Linked DNA regions of Homo sapiens: region 2 is linked to region 1. The links are chromatin loops, found by intact Hi-C in ENCODE. Cell type or tissue: heart right ventricle. All regions are shown on one strand. Each heading gives the region's core, and the rest is flanking DNA. Links, peaks and the distances in the headings are about the cores only.

Region 1 (5,389 bases), core at 261-5,260:
TTTTGTAATTTCCTAAGTGTATCTTTCATTTCCAGAAGTTCTAATTGGTTTTTATTTATAATGTCGATCTCTTTAGAAAATTTTTCATTCATATTCTGATTTTAAAAAAATTATGTTAGTTTTCACCTTTCTCTTGTATCTCCTTGAGTAACTTAATAATCTACCTTCTGGATTCTTTATCTTGTATTTCAAAGATTAGCCCTTAGTTTGGATCCATTGCTGAAAGCTAATGTGATATTTTGGGAGTGTCATAGAACCCTGTTTGGTCATATTACCAGAATTATTTTTCTTGTCTCTTTTCATTTGTGTGGGTTCTTTCTTTTAATTATTCTTGAATTTATTTTTTATTTGACTGTGTGGTTTTTTAAAAAATTTATTTTCTCTCTAAAAGTGTGACTTTAATGTTTATAGTTTATTATAGCTTAATTTGGCTCTTGGTGCTTTCAAGGATGAAGACTTTGTATGATATTCTTGGTTATAGAGAGTCTTTCTATGACTGTTTTCTCAGATACTGGTTGTAGAAATATACTTGGTGTGTGAGCAAGTTCACTGTCTACTATTGGGTTGGAATGGCAGAAGTGTCTTGAAGCTTATCTCATTCCCCTATGAAGTGCACTTTTTACTTATATTTTCCCTAGTATTTTATTTACTGGGTTGAATAGTTCAGATTTTGGGCCAATAGGGGAGGTGTCCCTAGGAAGAAACTGGTTGTGGCTAACTCCGGTGGGTACACGCAATACCCAATGGTGGGGAGAGGGTCCCAGCCTTGACAAAAGTGGCTAGGGGAGCTCGCAGGGAATCCCACTGAAGTCTTATGATGGGGAAAGGTGGGAGTCACCTCAGCTCCTCTGTCAGGCCAGCAGGAAATAGATCCTCCTCCCAGACATACTCTTGACCCAGTGTTTGGCTATTCAGGTCATATAGGTACCTTTTTTTATCTGCAGGAGTGTTGATGTTCCAAGTAGAGAGGAATTATGTTTGTATCTCTTCTGTAAGCTGGAACCTGGAGAATACTCCATCTGTGGGAAGGCAGTGTTCCAGAAAGGCTGCCTATAGGTACACACACGCTGAGCTTCTGTAGTAGAAGCACCAGTTGTTTCTGCAGTGGTGGATGAGGGGGAAAAAGCAGGGAAAAAAGGTCCAAGACCTTTCATGAGTACCAGGTCTGCCTGTCTGTTGAGCTAGAGCTGCAGCCTTTCCCTGCTGAGCCCAGCACAGCAACTGTGCCTCTGCTGAAGAAAACTTCTAACCAGTGGAAAGATCTGGGGCTTGAGTCCTACTGACTGGATTCTTTTGACCCTTGGATTGTACCCTTGATATGGTGCACTACTCCTTTCCTTAGGAATAGAAGTCCCTGAGAGCCAAACTACTGTGAATGCTACTACTCCTCTGGGTCTAGCTGCATAGTGGGGCTGCCACACTCCAGCCTGGAGCTGGGGAATGTCTATAAGGGATCCAGTGATATGTATGTGTCCTGTCCCCAAGTCTCCTAGCAGCAAGTACCAGCACCCACTCTGATTGGGATGGCAGGAGAGCGACATAGATTCTGTGAGATTCCTTGGTTATAGATAGCCTTAGCATGGTGGCTTTCTCAAATGCCAGTTGTAGTAGTAATGAACTGGTCACATGAACAGACTCAGGACCTCCTGGTTAGCCTCAAACAATGGTGATAGCTGAGGTCATGCATCAGCTGTAGTAGTAGCAGTGGGATTAGTGCTTTCCTTCTGTTATCCAGTGGAGGCACTCTAGTTTGTCAGGCAATGGATGGGGATATAGAGCTCCCAAAAGTTTCCATCTTTTGTGTTAAGCTACTAAGGTGGTTGGAGTGGCAAAGCCAGGTGGATGCTGAGTCAGGCAGGTCTGAACTCTGGCTCTACACTTGCAAGGTAACCAGAAGACCCTGTTGGGATCTGTGTGCATGGGGAGGCAGTTTTCTGGCCACTGTGATACTTTTCCTGGAAAGAGTATAACTGCTTCTGCTGCACAGAAGAGTTTGTGCGGGGGTTGTGGAGTAGCAGGTGGCAGTAAGCCTCACCCAGCTTTCATGCACTTGGCAAGGCAGGAATCTCACCCACAGTGTTTTCTAGCAGCAACTAGCTAAATTCTAGGCAGTCTACTCTCATCTACTCTAGAATTCAAAAGTGCCCCAAGCCATAAGCCTTCCTCTTGGAGACAGGAACCTCAGCTTTCAGGATATGCCCCTCCCCTTCTACTTGCAAAGCTGGGCGCCTAGTTTCTGTGCCTGTGGCTGCAGCACACTTCCCGCTCGCATGCTGGTTCTGGCCAAGGAAGTTTTTTCTTACTTGAGATAATATCATGAATTTCAATGGGAGCTTCTTTGAACCTGCCACCACTGCCTGAGTTAGTTGGCAGACATCCACGAGGTCCCCTGTGACATAAAATCAGGAATGAGTTCCCTCAGCCCACACTGGAGACTGCAGATGTGTGCAAGTCTCTTCTAGCTGCTGCTGCTACTTTTTTTTTTTTTTTTTTTTTGAGACGGAGTTTTGCTTTCTCACCCAGGCTGGAGTGGCGCAACCTTTGCGCACTGCAACCTCTGCCTCCTGGGTTCAAGCGATTCTTCTGCCTCAGCCTGCTGAGTAGCTGGGACTACAGGCGTGCATCACCATGCCCAGCTAATTTTTGTATTTTTAGTAAAGACGGGGTTTCCCATATTGGCCAGGCTGGTCTCGAACTCCTGACCTCGTGATCTGCCCATCTCAGCCTCCCAAAGTGCTGGGATTACAGGCGTGAGCCACCACGCCCGGCCGCTGCTCCTACTTTTATATTCCCCATGACTGCCTATATCAGTCCCTGCGTAGGTTTAAGGCCTTCCCCCATGGGCTGGATTACCAGGTTCCCCAGTGGGGATGTTTTAATGTATCCTGGAGGCAGTCTCTGCCACTCTCACACTCTGGGGACCTAAAGTTTTTCACTTGGCTCATAGTATAGGCTGCAGCCTGCCACTTCTTTCAAAGGGCCTGTAGTTTCTTTATGGTTTCCTGTTAAGTTTGTGCATTGCTTCCTGGAAAAAAGTTTACACTGTGAATCTCCACTCACTATTTGGTCTTTCCACGTGGGAGAGGCATGCTGGAAAAAATAAATAAAAATTAAATTAAATTTAAAAAAATGATAATGCTAACTTAACAACAGATTACATCCTCATACCACAACCACAGTCAGGTTGGTCTGGTCCAGATGCACCAGAATACAAACGAATGATTAAGTTTTAACATACTTTACGCTTATTCATTGAGCATTATCAAACATTGCTAATGAAATCATTCACCTGAAGAAGTGGTTGCATGAAACTCTCCTGCCTTGTGCCACAGATGAGATCCTTTCAAGTTTCTGTTGGGCATTCCTTATTTTTCCAGGAGAGTGCAAATTGCCATGTGAGTGCAAAGAAATATACTTGGCAAGCTGTTTTGATTCTGTCGATATCCTTATGTTGAATGTTGATCATAGCAAAAAATGTGTTCAGGTACATCTTTTTTTTTTTTTTTTTTTTTTTTATGAGATGGAGTCTTGCTCTGTCGCCAGGTTGGGTGTTCAGGTACATCTTGAACAAAAAGACTTGACTTTAAGTCTTTTTGCTTTAAGCTTTAAAACAACAGACTATCTTGGCCAACATGGTGAAACCCCATCTCTACTAAAAATACAAAAATTGGCTGGGCGTGGTGGCACGTGCCTGTCATCCCAGCTATTCGGGAGGCTGAGGCAGGAGAATCACTTGAACTCAGGAAGCAGAGGTTGCAGTGAGCCAAGATGATGCCACTGCACTCCAGCCTGGAAACAGAGCAAGACTCCATCCAAAAAGAGAAAAAAAACAAAAAAACAAAAAAACAAAACAACAGAATACTCAGTGACGTCAAGGGGAGGAAATAATAAACACTGATTTCAAGGTACTAGAAATTAAAACAATAAAAAATATTTATTGTGTACTATATTTCTACCAGACACAATGCTAATGTTTTTAGTGCATTCATTTAATTAATCTCACAGCAGCGCAATAGGATAGGAAGTATCATTGCCTTCAGGAAAATGAGGCTTAGAAAGGTGATGTTAACTTGTGTAGTCACACAGCCAATAAGTAGCAGAGTCAAGATTAAACCCAGGTGTTCCAGCTCAAGAATTCACAATCTTAAACAATACATTAATTTGAATCTATTTTCATCTTTGGGGCAAAAGACTTAGAGAGAGAAATGTTGTATTAGCTCTAAGATGCCATATCCCGACTCAATGAAAAGATGCTTGAAAATAATCTATAATCAAAGGACTTTGATGAAACTAAGTCAGTTTTACAGGGACAGAAATTATTAATAATTATTATTTCTGAGTCCTATTCTAAGGGATTTTATTTATAAAATGCCAAAGAACTATGTTAACTTGTTGATTGCCTTGTGAGAGGGAATAAAAGCCGGCGTATTTTTAAACTTCTAAATGCCCTTTTCAGAGGCAAATTAAAGTCATACATATAGAGCAACTGAACAAGACATCTATTTACTAGGTATATAATGTCAAGGAAATTGCTTAACCTTCCTAAAACCTATTTCCTTATCAGCACACACATGCACACACATACACACACGCCTCCTATTCCATTGTTTAACAATAAGGTTGCCATAAATGTCTGTGAAGGGGAATTCTGCTGCTGGCAATAGTAGAATGAGTACTTTGAACAGACCTGCCCACTGAAATCAACTAGAAAATTTGAATTTCAACAACCTGCTCAAAGTCATCAGGGCACTAATAAGATGATGAAGAATGACTGGATGAAGATACTGTAGATAAGAAAATGCAGAAAAGTAAGCTCAACATTTGGGGTCACTTTTCCCCTAGGTACATGCACATTTTGGAAGAGGCAGCCAAGCAGCTCAGAAATTGAAATCTTTTGAACAGACTCATGAGGACCAGAGGATAAAAACTGGAGCTAAGCTCTCTTGTGACTTTGGGCTAAGGACCCTAAAGTTTACATGCCAGGAGTAAAGGCAAGTCAAAGCAAGACTAGCTTTTATAGGAAGTGAATTTTAGATTGGATATAGGATGTCTGGGACTGCTAGTGCATGGAGGGCAGGGATTATGATTGGAAGAGGATTCAGCGAAGCTTCTGGGGTGAGTAAACACCATAATTCTTGGTCTGGGAGGTGTTTGCAAGACTTATGGACTTCATGGATCATTCATTGATTCATGCACTGATGATTTGTATGCTTCTCTCCACTGGTTTTGTATTTCAGTAAAAGCATATTTAAAACATTTATTTTCTGGGCCAAAAAATATAACCCTCTGAAATATTTTGTAGTGTGTTGGAGGCTCATATATTCTTTCTGTGGTATCCTCAGGATCTTTGTCAGTAGTATATATCTCATACATCTCATATATCTCCAAT
Region 2 (5,389 bases), core at 179-5,178, 61 kb before region 1:
TTTGCAAACCACTCAGTCCTTATCATAATTTTTTTTTTAACAAAAATGGGGACTGGAGAGAAATTATGTTCCAAAACTTACCATACGTTTGTCATTACATTCTAAACTCATTAGTTGTTTTTAAGTTTTTGCCTACACTTTAGACTAACCTTACTTGCTCCTGTGAACCAACCATCAATCCCTGGCTGCAGCTCAGAAAGAACAAGAGGGATGGGTAATGTAGAAATCTGGATTAATATTCTAGTTCTGAACAATTATCCTGCAAATCCTGCCAGGTAATGGAATAAATAGAGAATAAATAGGGTGCCTGTTGCCCAGAGGTTTCCTTTTTGGGAAAGTAAGACCAAGGGAACTAACCAAAGCCAGCATCATGCACCCAAGTCCTAGCAACCATAACTATTGCTACCAGTTATCTGGGAGTGTCACAATGAGAGCCAGGTGGGAGGGGCTCCCTGGAAAAACCCCAACCGCCCTATGCACTGGGGTGGAGCCACAGAAGTTCATGCCCTTTGCAGTGGGGAAAAGTCGGCCTCCTCCTCTTCTTGTGTGGAATCTGGGATTCAAGCTGTGGGTGGGAAGCACTCTAGCAGGGACTTTGGCCTTGGGAGAGTCGCTGGTTCCCCCTTTACTTCCTTTTTACCCAATAAAACCCTGTTTTACCATTTACCATTCACATTGTTTGTGAGCCTGAATTTTTGTGGCTGTGGGACAAAGAACCCCGTCTTTAGCTGAACTAAGGAAAAGTCCTGCAACATTTTGTGTATATGTAGGATGGCAGGGGATGATATTGCTGCTTGGGAGAGGTTTGTTGTCTGAAAGTGAGAGCTCAAAGTAGATGGTAGGTTGGAAATAAATATGTTCTTTGTAAATGTGTCTGCGGCTGTTTTGAAACCTCATAAGCTAGCATATTAGGTATTTTTATAGCAGAGAACTTAAGGATAGTATAATGTGCTCCCAGCTTAATAAGATTCTAACAGTATTGTTTGAATATATGATATCATCATGTTTAAAATGTAATATTCATTCCATTTATGCAGTCTCTTTCCCCTGGTTGTTTGTGCTTTCCAAGATGATATAATAAGAAAATAAACAGCTCAAATGGTTTTTCCTTCACACTTTTATCAGTTTAGAGAAATAGGGTGACAATAAATGAAAAAAAAACTAACATTTATAAAGGGCTAAACAGGGGCTAGGTACTTCAGATATATATATCTGACACATATATATTTATATCTGACATATATATATCTGACATATACATGACACATACATATATCTGACATATATATATCTGACATATATATATCTGACATGTATATATCTGACATATATATATATATATATAAAATCTTGTTATATCTCACCACTCTCCTTCAAGGTAAATATAATTATCTCTATCTTATAGATAAGAAAATGGAAACTTTGAGATGTTAAGTAACTTTCTGGAAGTCATGTAGCTTATAAGGGTAATATTAGATTGCCCAGTTTCATAATCATGCTCTTTATCCTACACTGCATTTGGAGAACTTTAAAAATGTAGGGTCCTAAGAAGTCATTGACCATAAGTTTTTTCCCCCAAGCAAATTTCTTAAATATCCAGTGCCTGATAAATTACCCAAAGGATGTCTTTTTCACTCAAACAACAAAAGTGAAACAAAGTGGTATCTCCTGCCACCACCACCTTTATTAAAAGTTTTAGCATATGCCATTCCCATAACATGACCTAGTTAATATGCTGTCTATGGTGAATTCACAAGAACATGAAACAAACAATTGGAATCAGTTTGTTAACTGCCCCCATGGGAATGAAAGTTTGGAAGAGGAACTGCAATCTATGCTAGGTACAATAAAGGTCAGACCTACTTGGCAATCACCAAAACAGAATATTGGCAATAAGCCATTGCTTTTCAGAGACAAAGCTGTCATTTTAAAAGTTTTCTTTGCTTTATTGGGAAACTTGAGCCACTTCCTATTCAAACAACTGTTCTATGTAGGTCTGGCCTGGATCCTCTGCAAGGGTATTATGAAAACTTGCAACTCTTAAAATATGATCTGAGAGTGCATTGTATAAATTATCCCATTATAACAGTGCTTCTTAAAGTCTACTGCATATAGGAATAACCTGGGCATCTTGTTCAATTGATATTTTGCAGTCTTGAAAGGCTCCCCAGTGATGCCAATGATGCTAGATCCCATTTTGAGTATGATAAATCAAGACTATTCTGCATACTTACCTGTGGTGGTTGCTTTAAAGTAATTGCAAAAATTTTAAATAAAGCTGATCGATTTAGCATCAGTTTTTAAAAACAAAAGTATTTTTCCAAAGCTATCTTAAAAGTACCCTTGCCCACTGCTGAGCCACCTGGTTTTTGTTCCTTATGACCTAATTCAACTTACCTTGGTTTAACCCAGCGTGCTTCCAATATTTTCATTTGTAGTCAACGTGTGTCTTTATTCTTTTTTGATAAGTCGCACTCTTGAGACATCACATAAGTGCCTAGCTCACCTGGCCATTAGTCTATAATCACTACTGTCATATGTTTCTCTAGAAAGGAGCCCATTCAGAAACTTACCTCCCTTATTTTTTTGGTCCATAGAAAAGATCTCTTCCCTGATTTCTCAGAGAACAAAAAAAAAGTTAACAACAAAAGAACAAAAACTTTACCTTTGTCTAAACACAACTTTAGCTGTGTCTAAAGCTCCAAAAATTGTATATGAAGCTATTGAAAAATATGGGCAGCTGTCATAGCAGATTTAGAATGTAAGTAGGTTGCTATGCTTTAATACAAAATATACTGGATACAAAAAGTGAGTCTTGTCTACAATACCTGTCTATCTCTTCCACTTTGACCATAAGCAACATGGAAGAAGAGACTGCATCATCTTCATCTTAATCTCCAACACAGAGTCTGACAGATAAAAGAATGAAGGTAGTTAGTGTCCTCTTTTTTTTTTTGACTGAAAAATAAATAGACAGCATCCTAGTCTTAAATTTTGACTCACTGTCCTCATCTACAAAAGGAGCAATGTCAATCTGCACAAGCGCAAGAGTTCTTACACAGTTTAAGAAAGATAATAGCTATTATAGTACTTTAAATTAAAAGACTACATGTGCAAGTAATTTTTAATTACATTTGTTACTGTCTTACTAGAGTTTCCTAAAAGATGAAGAACTGAAGATAGAAAATAGACATATTATTTTAGTTCAGGCAAGATCTCCCTTAGTGGGTAAAATCCTGTGACTTCAGCTTGTTATTTGAGATTAAAAATTTACAAATTATTGTTTTTTAAATTTAAGTCTTCACTTGATGAAACTTTCCTTTTTCTTAGAGGAAAGCCTCACATTGAGTTTTATCAGGAGGATGACCATATGCCACATTCTCATGGACAGTGTCACTTTATGCCTTTTGTCCTAGTATCCCATTTGGTTTATGTCCCCACTTAATCTCAAAAGGGCTGTCATTTAGATGTTAAATTATATAATCATGCTAATCATTAGAGATATTTGTAACTTTGTGTGCAATAACTAGTGCTATCTTTTGCCTGGGCATGCAACTTCTGAATGAAGGGTTGGAAGCAAGGCAGAAAAGGATATTGCAATGGGTCCAGTGTAATGTGGTAGAAAGGTGAGGTTTGTGTGAGTTAAAAACTGATGGAAATATAGGAATAAAAAGAAGAAAAAATGGTTTTAGCAAGGGAAGTTTTGGATGAGTGAACAGTGTCGTGACTTTCTTCAATCCTAAGAGACCACTTTGTTATTAAGTGTTTAGGGCAGAAGGTGGCTATTTACTTGAGATTGGTGAGAGGGGGTATTTATTTAGAAAGGTTGTGAAATCAATATGTCTTTGAGGTTTGCTATCAGAGTCATTCAGTTACTAACACAGATAATTGCAGCATTAATCTGCTTCTGCAATTTGGAGAAGAGTCTAAACACAGAATGATTGATTTTAAAGAAATATAAAGTCAAAAGCATATGTCATTTATTCTTCCAATAAATAGACCTCCAGTGTAAAAATCCAGGGCCCATTTATCCCAGCAAAGTGTAATGAAATACCTAAATGTACCCTAATGTATTTTTTTGAAGATGCTCTGCCATTTGGAAGGAACAGAATACAAAATACTACATCATCACAAGTCTTCCACCTTAATGGAAATCAGACTTTTGTTGGTATTGGATAGATGGTGGGATCAGATTTTATACAGAAGTTTGACAGCCTGCCTCATTTGTATTGCAGTCGGCTACAGTATATGTCACAAGAATTTATGAAAGTTTTCTGCCCTTTGAGAAAGTCTTTCTCTCTCTCTCTCTCTTTTTTTTGAGGCAGAGTTTCGCTGTTGTCCCCCAGGCGGGCGTGCAATGGCACCATCTTAGCTCACTGCAACCTCCTCCCCTGCCCCCCCACGCCCAAGTAGCTGGGAATACAGGCATGCGCCAGTATGCTCAGCTAATTTTTTGTATTTTCATTAGAGACAGGCTTTCACCATGTTGGCCAGGCTGGTCTAAAACTCCTGACTTCAGGTGATCTACCTGCCTTGGCCTCTCAAAGTGCTAGGATTACAAGCGTGAGCCACCATGCTCTGCTTCTTTTTCATATTTTAAATTTAATTTCAGTTTAGTTTATCCAACTAAATATGCCATTGGTTGCTTAAATTCAAGTTCTGATTAAAACACTAGGCAGGTAATGAGGTTCTTCCAGTAAGTGATGACTCTTGACTATTGACTTAATTAAGGGTCGTTCCCTTCAGGAAAAAACATCCAGAATACAACAGATTATCTTTGGGTTCAGAATATATCACTTTTTCTCCAAGGATATGGTGACCTAGTTCTTAAAAGTAGGTCTAGCACAGCCTAGTGAGGTTCTATTAATATGAGATTTTTGAATTAGAGGAGCTTAATATTTTGTTTACAAAAACATTTAAAATATTTTTAGGTTTAGAGGAGAGTTGTAAAGATAATTAGTAATGTCCTGTTTCCCCTAGTTTTTACATAATATAAAATCATGGTATATTTATTGAAACTAAAAAATTAATGTGGATAGAATACAAATACCTACATGGAATTATTTATTTGAATTTTACCAGTTTTTTCACCATGCCTTTTTTCTGTTCTGTGATTTGATCCAGGATACCATGCTGTATTTAGTTCCCATGGCTCCTCAGTCTCCTGTAGTCTGTGACAGTTTCTCAGTCTTTCTTTTCTTGTCATGACCTTACTTCCTTTAAGAGTACTGGTCAGTTATTTTGCAAAGCGACCTTCAGTTTGGATTTATTTAATGCTTTCTCATGTCTACACTGGGTTTATTGCTTTTGGAGAAGAATACCGTGGAGGTGAAGAGCCCTTTCATCACATTATGAATCTGGTGTTAACAGGACTTTTTACTGATCATGT

What was found. A loop is a pair of places that touch in the nucleus more often than their neighbours do. Peaks named below come from ENCODE experiments on the same cell type or tissue, not always from the same donor. Only the 100,000 strongest peaks of a DNase experiment are listed, where the experiment ranks them.
Region 2: a loop joins it to region 1, with 4 times the contacts of the local background. A loop is called at or near these places in 6 of 110 quality-filtered maps.

The regions. Positions count from the first base shown.
Region 1 is chr17:52,759,259-52,764,647 of GRCh38, reverse strand. No RefSeq gene overlaps it. Among named protein-coding and RNA genes, the nearest start is that of LINC02089, 100 kb to the left of the region's middle. In heart right ventricle, for the core only: no CTCF peak of the experiment used is centred there; a DNase peak (open chromatin) is centred at 2,360.
Region 2 is chr17:52,819,832-52,825,220 of GRCh38, reverse strand. No RefSeq gene overlaps it. Among named protein-coding and RNA genes, the nearest start is that of LINC02089, 40 kb to the left of the region's middle. In heart right ventricle, for the core only: no CTCF peak of the experiment used is centred there; no DNase peak of the experiment used is centred there.